Linked DNA regions of Homo sapiens: region 1 is linked to region 2. Evidence: read pairs that join two places in POLR2A ChIA-PET (ENCODE). Cell type or tissue: A673. All regions are shown on one strand. Each heading gives the region's core, and the rest is flanking DNA. Links, peaks and the distances in the headings are about the cores only. Region 1 overlaps CPT1C (carnitine palmitoyltransferase 1C). Region 2 overlaps NOSIP (nitric oxide synthase interacting protein).

What was found. Peaks named below come from ENCODE experiments on the same cell type or tissue, not always from the same donor. Only the 100,000 strongest peaks of a DNase experiment are listed, where the experiment ranks them.
Region 1: POLR2A ChIA-PET joins it to region 2 with 10 read pairs; 7 of 35 experiments call an interaction of 5 or more read pairs at or near these places.

What each region holds. Positions count from the first base shown.
Region 1 is chr19:49,700,422-49,705,795 of GRCh38, forward strand. It overlaps CPT1C (carnitine palmitoyltransferase 1C), which reads left to right. Exons shown (of 20, transcript NM_001199753.2): 5 at 263-434; 6 at 896-997; 7 at 1,076-1,213; 8 at 4,289-4,366; 9 at 4,586-4,693; 10 at 4,793-4,877. Among named protein-coding and RNA genes, the nearest start is that of CPT1C, 12 kb to the left of the region's middle. In A673, for the core only: no CTCF peak of the experiment used is centred there; no DNase peak of the experiment used is centred there.
Region 2 is chr19:49,572,758-49,578,131 of GRCh38, forward strand. The region is part of intron 1 of NOSIP (nitric oxide synthase interacting protein); the gene reads right to left. Among named protein-coding and RNA genes, the nearest start is that of NOSIP, 5.1 kb to the right of the region's middle. In A673, for the core only: no CTCF peak of the experiment used is centred there; no DNase peak of the experiment used is centred there; H3K4me3 peaks cover 512 bases; H3K27ac peaks cover 3,366 bases.

The DNA.
Region 1 (5,374 bases), core at 135-5,134, 130 kb after region 2:
AAAAAGTGTCCCCTCAATAGAAATAATGGCTGTCATTTATTAAACACCTACCAACTTCCATGGAAAGTGACTTTGGAAGCTTGGTGCTGCCACAATGGGAGGGGGCTGGAGGGGGTGACAGAGCTCACACCTACTAAAATGACAAAAATGGGTTTCTCTGTCTGACAGCCAAAAGATCAGCGCAGGGGCTGGAGGGGGCTGGAAGGGAGGGAGGTTCTGAGGCCAGGAGACCCAGGCCCAGCCTCTGTTTCTCTCCCCGCAGGGGTGGACAACACCACGGGCTCCGGGGGGTCCTGGCAGCCGCGCTGTTTGCCTCGTGTTTGTGGGGAGCCCTGATCTTCACACTGCACGTGGCCCTGAGGCTGCTTCTGTCCTACCACGGCTGGCTTCTTGAGCCCCACGGAGCCATGTCCTCCCCCACCAAGACCTGGCTGGTATGGGAGGGGCATAGCCCTGCTCAGGCTCTCCTGGGACCCGCTTATCTATTCCCCTCTCTCTGGGTCTCTGTCCCCCTCTCTCTGGGTCTCTGTCCCTCTCTCTCTGGGTCTCTTCCCCCTCTCTTTCTGGGTCTCTGTCCTCCTCTGTCCCTGGGTCTCTGTCCCCCTCTCTCTGGGTCTCTGTCCCCCTCTCTCTCTGTGTCTCCGTCCCCCCCTCTGGGTCTCTACCCCCGACTCTCTCTGGGTCTCTGCCCCCCTCTCTCTCTGGGTCTCTGTCCCCCTCTCTCTGGGTCTCTGTCCCCTGTCTCTGGGTCTCTGTTCCTTTCTCTCTTGGGGTCTCCGATGCTCTTAAGTCTCTGTGTCCTTCTCTTTGGGTTTCTGTCCCACTGTCGACCCCTGCCCCGTCAACTCCCTGGCTCCGGTGAGGGGTTAATGACCCGGTAACTCCTCCTCCCCAGGCCCTGGTCCGCATCTTCTCTGGCCGCCACCCGATGCTGTTCAGTTACCAGCGCTCCCTGCCACGCCAGCCCGTGCCCTCTGTGCAGGACACCGTGCGCAAGGTGGGCCTGGGAGCGCGCAGACGGGCTGGGGCGGCCGGGGCGGGCCGGGGGCGTGACCTGCCCTCTTCTCCCCTTTAGTACCTGGAGTCGGTCCGGCCCATCCTCTCCGACGAGGACTTCGACTGGACCGCGGTCCTGGCGCAGGAATTCCTGAGGCTGCAGGCGTCGCTGCTGCAGTGGTACCTGCGGCTCAAGTCCTGGTGGGCGTCCAATTATGTGAGTCCCGCCACCGCCACCAACGCCCCACCTGAAGGGCTAAGGTTGTGAGCTCGCCTGCTAAACTTGCGAGTTATACGCCCTGCCCCACGACACGCCCACAACCCACACGCCCCCAGCCCCCAAGGGTCAATACCCTGAGCCCCGCTCACATACATCTATATCCTAACCTCCACATTTATATATATATAAAAATATATATGTATATATATTTATTTATATATAAATATATAGTGTATATATAAATATATATATTTATTTATAAATATATATATTTATATTTATATACAAATATTAATATTTATAAATTTATATATAAATATATTTATATATAAATTTATAAATAAATATATAAATATTATAAATATATTAAATATATTTATTTATAAATTATAAATATATATTTATTTATAAATTATAAATATATATTTATTTATAAATTATAAATATATATTTATTTATAAATTATAAATATATATTTATTTATTTATAAATTATAAATAAATATATATTTATTTATAAATTATAAATAAATATATATTTATTTATATATAGGCTTATATATTTATTTATATATATATGCTCATAACATATATATGCTCTCTCTATATATTTAATGTTGAAGTTTGGGGTATAGATGCTCCAGTATTCTGAGCTTCACCCTTGATCTTCCAAAGTTTGAACCAGAATTCCAGGACTTAGCCCTGGTGCAATGTCTCACGCCTGTAATGCCAGCAGGTTGCGAGGCCAAGGCAGGCGGATCACGTGAGGTCAAGAGTTCAAGACCAGCCTGGCCAACATGGTGAAACCCCGTCTCTACTAAAAATACAAAAATTAAACAGGTCTGGTGGCGCACACGCCTATAATCCCAGCTACTCGGGAGGCTGAGGCGGGAGGATTGCTTGAACCCAGGAGGCAGAGGTGGCACTGAACTGAGATCGCGCCACTGCACTTCGGCCTGGGCCACAGAGCAAGACTCTGTCTCAAAAAAAAAAAAAGAAAAGAAAAAAAAAAAGACAAAACCAAAGGAGTTGAATGGTGAGGAGTGGTGGGAGAGGCCTGAACTCCAGACTGAGGATCCTGGACTCTTTCCTGGGGGTACTAGGGAGCCATGGGAGGGTTTGGAGCAGGGAAGGGGCAGGGTCAGCTTTGGTGTGGGGGAAAGACTGGAGGGCGGGAGGCTGCAGAGGAAGCTACCGTGAGACCTACCATTGTAGGTCATTGAGACACTGGGCTGGGATGAGAAAAGCTGCAGCAAGAGTGAGAGGGGAAGGGAAGAGGGTCCCCGGCAGAGCCCCACGAGGCAGCTATGTGGAAGCCTCAGTTGGTCAAACCCAGCGAAGGGGACGAAATATCTGGAGAAGTAAAAGGGAATGCAGGCCTTGCTTTTCTGGTTAAATATTTTTTTCTTCACACTTTTGGACAAGATTCTGTTTACACACACACACACACACACACACACACACTCATTTCTTTCTTCCCTTCCTTCCCTCCCTCCCTCCCTCCTTTCCTACCTTCTTTCCTGCCTGCCTGCCTGCCTTCTCTCTCTCTTTCCTTCCTTTTTTTCTGTCTCCTTCCTTCCTTTTTTTCTTTGAGATGGAGTCTCACTCTGTCGCCCAGGCTGTAGTGCACTGGCACCGTCTCAGCTCACTGCAAGCTCTACCTCCCAGGTTCACGCCATTCTCCTGCCTCAGCCTCCCATACCTGGCTAATTTCTTTTTTTTTTTTTTTGTATTTTTGTATTTTTAGTAGAGATGGGGTTTCACCGTGTTAGCCAGGATGGTCTCGACCTCCTGACCTCGTGATCCGCCTGCCTCGGCCTCCCAAAGTGTTGGGATTTACAGGCGTGAGCCACCATGCCCGGCCTCTTTCTTTCTTTCTTTCTCTATCTTTCTCTCTCTCCCCCTCCCTCCCTTTCTGTCTCTCTCTCCTCCCTCCCTCCCTCCCTCCCTCCCTCCCTCCCTTCCTTCCTTCCTTCCTTCCTTCTCTCTTTCTCTCTCTTTCCTTTTTCTTTCTTGGAAGGGGTCTCACTCTGTCACCCAGGCTGTAGTGCAGTGGCGTGATCAAAGCTCACTGCAGCCTTGACCTCCCAGACTCAAGCCATCCTCCCATCTCAGCCTCCTGAGTAGCTGGGACTACAGGCATGTGCCCCTAAGCCTGGCTAATTTTTAAATTTTTTGTAGACATGGGGTCTTGCTATGTTGCACAGACTGGTCTCAAACTCCGAGGCTCAAGCTATCCTCCCACCTCAGCCTCCCAAAATGCTGAGATAAGAGGTGTGAGCCACTGCGCCCAGCCTGTATATTTTATTGTACCTCCAAGCCAACTGCCAGTGACACACGCACCATTTTTTTATGTACAACAACAACAACAAAAAACCCTACAAGAGCAGCTAAACCGTGACACAGTGCTTTCTTTTGTGTTTTTCATTGTTTGAATTTTATCATGGTATTGGCAAGGCCACAATTTTCATGTATTTACACATATGTATATTATTTCACATATTTATTGTTTTATAAATTTTACATTTATGTTCTGTTTTTCTTTTTTGGGGGGGACGGAGTTTCACTCTTGTTGCCCAGGCTGGAGTGCAATGGTGCGATCTCAGCTCCTTGCAACCTCTGCCTCCCCGACTCAAGCGATTCTCCTGCCTCAGGCTACCGAGTAGCCGGGATTACAGGCGTGCACCACCACGTGTGGCTAATGTTTGTATTTTTAGTAGAGACAGGGTTTCATCATGTTGGCCAGGCTGGTCTTGAACACCTGACCTCAGGTGATCCACCCGCTTAGCCTCCCAAAGTGCTGGGATTACAGGCGGGAGCCACCGTGCCCAGCTGTACCTTGTTATTTCCACCAGCTATGTAATATTCCACTGCCGGAGTATAACAGGGTTTAGCTAACTGATCCCCCATGGATGGATTTCTAGGTGATCGCTAGTTACTGACTACGATGGCTGACTTCTTTGGCTCTATCCTCCCTGCCTGACGCAGGAGCATCTGGGGCCTTCCCTGTCCTACTGTCCCTCCCCCAACAGGCCCCAGCCCCTCACTGTGTGTCTCCCCACCCCGCTCCCAGGTCAGTGACTGGTGGGAGGAATTTGTGTACCTGCGCTCCCGAAATCCGCTGATGGTGAACAGCAACTATTACATGATGGTGAGAAGGGGAGGGGTGAGGTTCATAGGCCCCAGGTCTAGGGTTGGGGGGTACCTGGGCGGAATGTGACGGTCATGCTCAGTGACCTGGATCTAGACGCGCCATCTGGGATTCATCATTCCACCCTCTTTTGGGGTCAGGACCTGTATTTGGGTCAGTGGCTCCATCGGGGGCAAACCTGACCCTGGGTGTTTTGCCATCCCCTCTCCTGGTCCCCAGGACTTCCTGTATGTCACACCCACGCCTCTGCAGGCAGCTCGCGCTGGGAATGCCGTCCATGCCCTCCTCCTGTACCGCCACCGCCTGAACCGCCAGGAGATACCCCCGGTGAGAGGGCCCCAGTGGGTTAGGGATGGAGGTGTGGTCCTGTGGCCTTTGGGCCACGTGGGTCCTGGAAGGCAGCTCACAGCCCACGGTTTCCTGCAGACTTTGCTGATGGGAATGCGCCCCTTATGCTCTGCCCAGTACGAGAAGATCTTCAACACCACGCGGATTCCAGGGGTCCAAAAAGGTGAGACCCTCTCCTGTCCCCACTGATGGAGGCAGAACAATATAGTGGCTAAGAGCATGTTTTCTGGAGTCCGCCTGACTGAGCTGGGAACCATTGCTTCCTTGCTGTGTGACCTTCTGCACGTTATTACCCTCTCTGAGCCTCAGCTTCCACTAAAGTGGGATAATAATTGTACCTAGGGGCTGGGCGCAGTGACTGATGCCTGTAATCCCAGCACTTTGTGGGGCCGAGGTGGACAATTGCTTAGGCCAGGAGTTCGAGACCAGCCTAGGGCAACGTAGTGAGATCCGGTCTATATACAAAATTTAAAAATTAGCCAGGCATGGTGATATGCACCTGTGGCCCCAGTTAATCGGGAGCCTGAAGTGGAAGGATCACCTGAGCCCCGGAGGTTGAGGCTGCAGTGAGCTGAGATCTCACCACTGCACTCCAGCCTGGCGACAGAGCGAGACCTTGTCTCCAAATACTAAGTAAATAAAAGTCCTAGGGTGCTGATG
Region 2 (5,374 bases), core at 117-5,116:
GAGGTCAGGAGTTCAAGACCAGCCTGGCCAATGTGGCGAAACCCTGTCTCTACTAAAAATGCAAAAATTGGCTGGGTGTGGTGGCAGGTGCCTGTAGTCCCAGCTACTCGGGAGGCTGAGGCAGGAGAATCGCTTGAACCTGGGGGCAGAGGTTGCAGTGAGCCAAGATCGGGCCACTGCACTCCAGCCTGGCCAACAGATCAAGACTGTGTCTCAAAAAAAAAAAAAAAAAAAAAGCCCGGCTCTGAAGCAGACCCTGGCTCTAAGCATTTTACTGAATATCATAACACCTCAAACGGTCGAATATCACAACACTCCACTGAATATCACAGCACCTCAAATAGTTGCTATAAATGAAGAGAGGCACAGAGGCGGTGCCCTAGGTTATGCAGCTAGTGAGTCCTACAGCTGTGTTTGATCCAAGCACCTGTGGCTTTGACCATCCACTGTGCCAGCTGGCTGCAGGCGGCCTCAGGCACTGTGCTGAACTCTGGGAGTGGATCAGACAGCTAGTGTGTGTCTTGTCCTCCCCTGAAATCCTGTCTCCTTTCTCCTCCAGAGCACTGCCAAGGTTTGCCTCCTCCAAGAAGCCTGCCTCTCCGGGATCAGTTAGGTTCTCCTTGCACTTGACCGTGCCCTGAGCTACCTCCGTTACAGCCCGTCCCTCGGTATTTCGGCTCCAGAGTAGGGGCCCTGGTTGGTGGGGCCTGGGTTGAACTTCAGCCTGGGTCCCAGCATTGCCTGGCACCTGGGAGGTCTCAGAGATGTCATGATAGAATCAATGAACCACCTCCAATCCTAGGGCCAGGGGAGGTGGGTTAGCAATGAACTAACCATGCAGCCATGACATCATGCCATTAATACACTAATAATTCATTAGTAACATGTGAATCACAGAAGCACTGGAAGAACAGAAGTAATCATCACATCCTTCAACCCCTTAAGAATCAGACCTTGTGGGAAGCACTTTCCACATGTGAACACATTCGGTCCTCATGACAACCTCCCCACGTTCTGCCCATTTATTTTATTTTATGTATGTATGTATGTATGTATGTATTTATTTTGGAGACAGTCTCACTGTCACCAGGACTGAAGTATTTTTTTTTTTTTTTTTTTGGAGACGGAGTCTCACTCTGTCACCCGGACTGGAGTGCAGTGGCACGATCTTGACTCACTGCAACCTCCACCTCCCAGGTTCAAGTGATTCTCCTGCCTCAGCCTCCCAAGTAGCTGGGATTACAAGCACACACCACCATGCCTAGATACTTTTTTTGTATTTTTAGTAGAGACGGGGTTTCACCATGTTGGCCAGGCTGGGTCTTGAACTCCTGACCTCAGGTGATCTACTACCTCGGCCTCCCAAAGTGCTGGGATTACAGGCATGAGCTACCGCGCCCAGTCTTGCTCATTTAATAGGTAGGAAAATTGAAGCTTGGAGAAATTGGCCTCTTCCTCAGTCTATTCCTTGACAAACCAGCCTCAGGGGGGCTTTTCAGAATGGAAGTTTGATTAAGTCACTCTCTTCAACTGCTTCTTGGACATGACTCAAGACAAAAACCAAATTATTCAGACTAAGTGTAAGAGAAATGGGAGAATAGGAAAACTGCCATTTTGCAACCTCTGGTGAAATAGCTGACTCAGGCAATGATTGTTGATGGATGGCATTAAAGGAGAGGCTGATGGGGCCTGGATAGTCACAGGATGCTAATTCTTGCTACTGGAAAATACACAGTTGTAGCTTTACAATGCGGTTTTCGATGGCTGCCACCTGTCTCAGTCTGCTCCAGCTGCCATAACAAAACACCACTCTGGGTGGCTTAAACAACAGACCTATTTTCTCCAGTTCCTGAGGCTGGAAGTCTAAGTTCAGGCTACCAGCATTGTGGGGTTCTGGTGACACCCTCTTCCTGGTTTGCAGATGGCTATCTTCAGTGGCAGAGAGAAAGCTCTCTGGTGTCTCCTTCTGTTTTTTGGGAGGAGTCTCACTTTGTCACCTAGGTTGGAGTGCAGCGGCGGATCTCGCCTCCCAGGCCCAAGTGAATCTCCTGCTTCAGCCTCCTAAGTAGCTGGGATTACAGGCGTCCACCACCATGCCTGGCTAATTTTTTTTTTTTTTTTTTGAGACGGAGTTTCGCTCTGTCACCCAGGCTGGAGTGCAGTGGCGTGATCTCGGCTCACTGCAAGCTCTGCCTCCAGGGTTCATGCCATTCTCCTGCCTCAGCCTCCCGAGTAGCTGGGACTACAGGCGCCCGCCACCATGCCCGGCTAATTTTTTTGTATTTTTAGTAGAGAGGGGGTTTCACCACGTTAGCCAGGATGGTCTCTATCTCCTGACTTCGTGATCTGCCCACCTCGGCCTCCCAAAGTGCTGGGATTACAGGCGTGAGCCACTGCGCCCGGCCTCATTTTTGTATTTTTAGTAGAGACAGAGTTTCACCATGTTGGCCAGGCTGGTCTTGAACTCCTGATCTCATGTGATCCACCTGCCTTGGCCTCCCACAGTGCTGGGATTATAGGCATGAGCCACCATGCGCAGCCTCCTCCTATTATAAGGACACCAATCCATCAGATTAGGGCCCCACTCTTTCACCTTAATTATCTCCACAAAGGCCCTACCTCCAAATATAATCACCTTGGGGAATTAGGGCTTCAATATACGAATCTGGGGGGGACATTCAGTCTATAATGCTGCCTGAGCCTGAATGAATTTCACTACCCCTGAAAATGGGGCACCCAGGCAGTATGCAACATGAAGCGACCAGCTCTGAAGTAATCACCTGACAGCTGAATGGAAATTTAATCAAGTCTTTACATTCAATTTCCTGATTCTAGGAAGTCAGAGGATATAGCAGGGAATAACAAAAAAGGGCCAGAGAGTAAATGTTTTGAACTTTGCAGGCCAAACAGCCCCTGTAAGTACTCCACTCAGCCCCTGTAGCATAAAAGCAGCCACAGACACACAAACGGGCATGGCTGTGTTCCAATAAAACTTTACTTTTAGACTCTGACACGGAATCACATATAATTGTCATAGGTCACCAAATTCATTCTTTTGGTTTTTTCCAGTTATGTAAAAACGTTAAAAACCAGGCCAGGCGCAGTGGCTCACGCCTGTAATCCCAGCACTTTGGGAGGCCAAGGCGGGCAGATCGTGAGGTCAGGAGATTGAGACCATCCTGACTAACACGGTGAAACCCCGTCTCTACTAATAATACAAAAACAAAATTAGCCGGGCGTGGTGGCGGGCGCCTGTAGTCCCAGCTACTCCGGAAGCTGAGGCAGGAGAATGGCATGAACCCGGGAGGTGGAGCTTGCAGTGAGCGGAGATCACGCCACTGCACTCCAGCCTGAGCGACAGAGCGAGACTCCATCTTATAAAAAAAAAATGTTAAAAACCATTTTTAGTTTGCAGGCTGAACAAAAACAGGTAGCAGTTACAAAAGTCAGATATCTCCTGGCTGTTGTGGCTCATACCTGGATAGGGTGCTTTGGGAGGCAAAGGCAGGAGGATCACTTGAACTCACGAGTTCAAGACCAGCCTGAGCAACATGCCAAAACCCTGTCTCTACCAAAAAAAAGCAGCAGCAGCATGGTTTTTGAGACCAGACTTGAACTTGCTATGGGCAACATAGCAAGACTCCATCTCCACAAAACAAAATTTAAAAAATTAGCCGGGCATAGTGGCATGCGCCTGTGGTCCCAGCTACTTGGGAGGCTGAGGCAGGAGGATCACTTGATCCCAGGAGGTTGAGGCTGCAGTGAGTTATGATCGTGCCACTGCACCACTGCACTCCAGACTGAGTGACAGAGTGAGACCTTGTCTCTGGGGAAAAAAAAAAAAATGCCAGGTGAGGTGGCTCACACCTGTAATCCCAGCACTTTGGGAGGCCGAGGTGGGCGGATCACCTGAGGTTGGGAATTCGAGACCAGCCTGACCAACATGGAGAAACCCCATCTCTACTAAAAATACAAAATTAGCTGGGCGTGGTGGTGCATACCTGTAATCCCAGCTACTCGGGAGGCTGAAATGGGACAATCACTTGAACCTGGGAGGCGAAGGTCGTGATGAGCCAAGATCGCACCATTGCACTCCAGCCTAGGCAACAAGAGTGAAACTCTGTCTCAAAAAAAAAAAAAAAAAAAAAAAAATCAGGATATCTGATAAGGGAATTGCAGTGAGAATATATTAAAAACTTACAACTCAATAATGAAAGGACACCTAACACAATTTGAAAATGGGTAAAGGATTGGAATAGACAGTTCTTCAAAGATCTACAAATGGCCAATAAGCATGTTAAAAGACACCAGTTCACACCCCCTAGAATGACTATAATCAAAAAGATAAATAATAAGTGCTGGTGTGGATATGGAGAAACTGGAACCCTTATACATTGGTGGTAGAAATGTAAAATGGTACAGCCATTCTGGAAAAGTCACAGTTTCTCAAAAGGTTAAATAGTCACCTTTTGACCCAGCAATTCCACTGCCAATAGAAATAAAAACATACATCCATGCAGGCGGGGCGCGGTGGCTCATGCCTGTAATCCCAGCACTTTGGGAGGCCAAAGCGGGCGGATCATGAGGTCAAGAAATCGAGACCATCCTGGCCAACATGGCGAAACCCCATCTCTACTAAAAATACAAAAATTAGCTAGGCGTGGTAGCGCATGCCTGTAGCCCCAGCTAGTCGGGAGGCTGAGGCAGGAGAGTCGCTCAAACCTGGGAGCCGAGATCACGCCACTGCACTCCAGCCTGGGTGACAGAGCAAGACTCTGTCTCAAAAAAAGAAAAAAAAAGAAAAGAAGTATATCTTGGGTAAAGGAATATTATCCAGCCATAAAAAGAATAAAGTAGCTGGCTGGGCGCCGATGGCTCACACCTGTAATCCCAGTACTTTGGGAGGCCAAGGCAGGAGGATCACTTGAACCCAGGAGGTTGAGGCTGCAGTGAGCCATGATCGAACCACTGCACTCCAGCCTGGGTAACAGAGCAAGGCCGTGTCTCGGGAAAAAAAAAAAAAAAAAGAAGTATTGATACATGCCACAACATAGGTGAACCTTGAAAACATGCTAAATGAAAGAAGGAAGGCAGTCACAATAATATTTTATGGTTTCATTTGTGCAAAATACCCAGATTAGGCAAATCCACAGATATAGCAGAGTAGTGGCTGCCAAAGACTGGGGTGGGAAGGATTGGGAGGAAATAGGGAATGACTGCTAATGAGTACCAGGGTTTCTTTTTGGGTGATGAAAATATTCTTAAAATGATAGTGTTGATGGTTGCACAACTCTGTCAACGTACTAAACACCACTGAATTGTATATTTTCAATGGGTGAACTATATGTTAGGTAAATCATATCCCACTAATGCT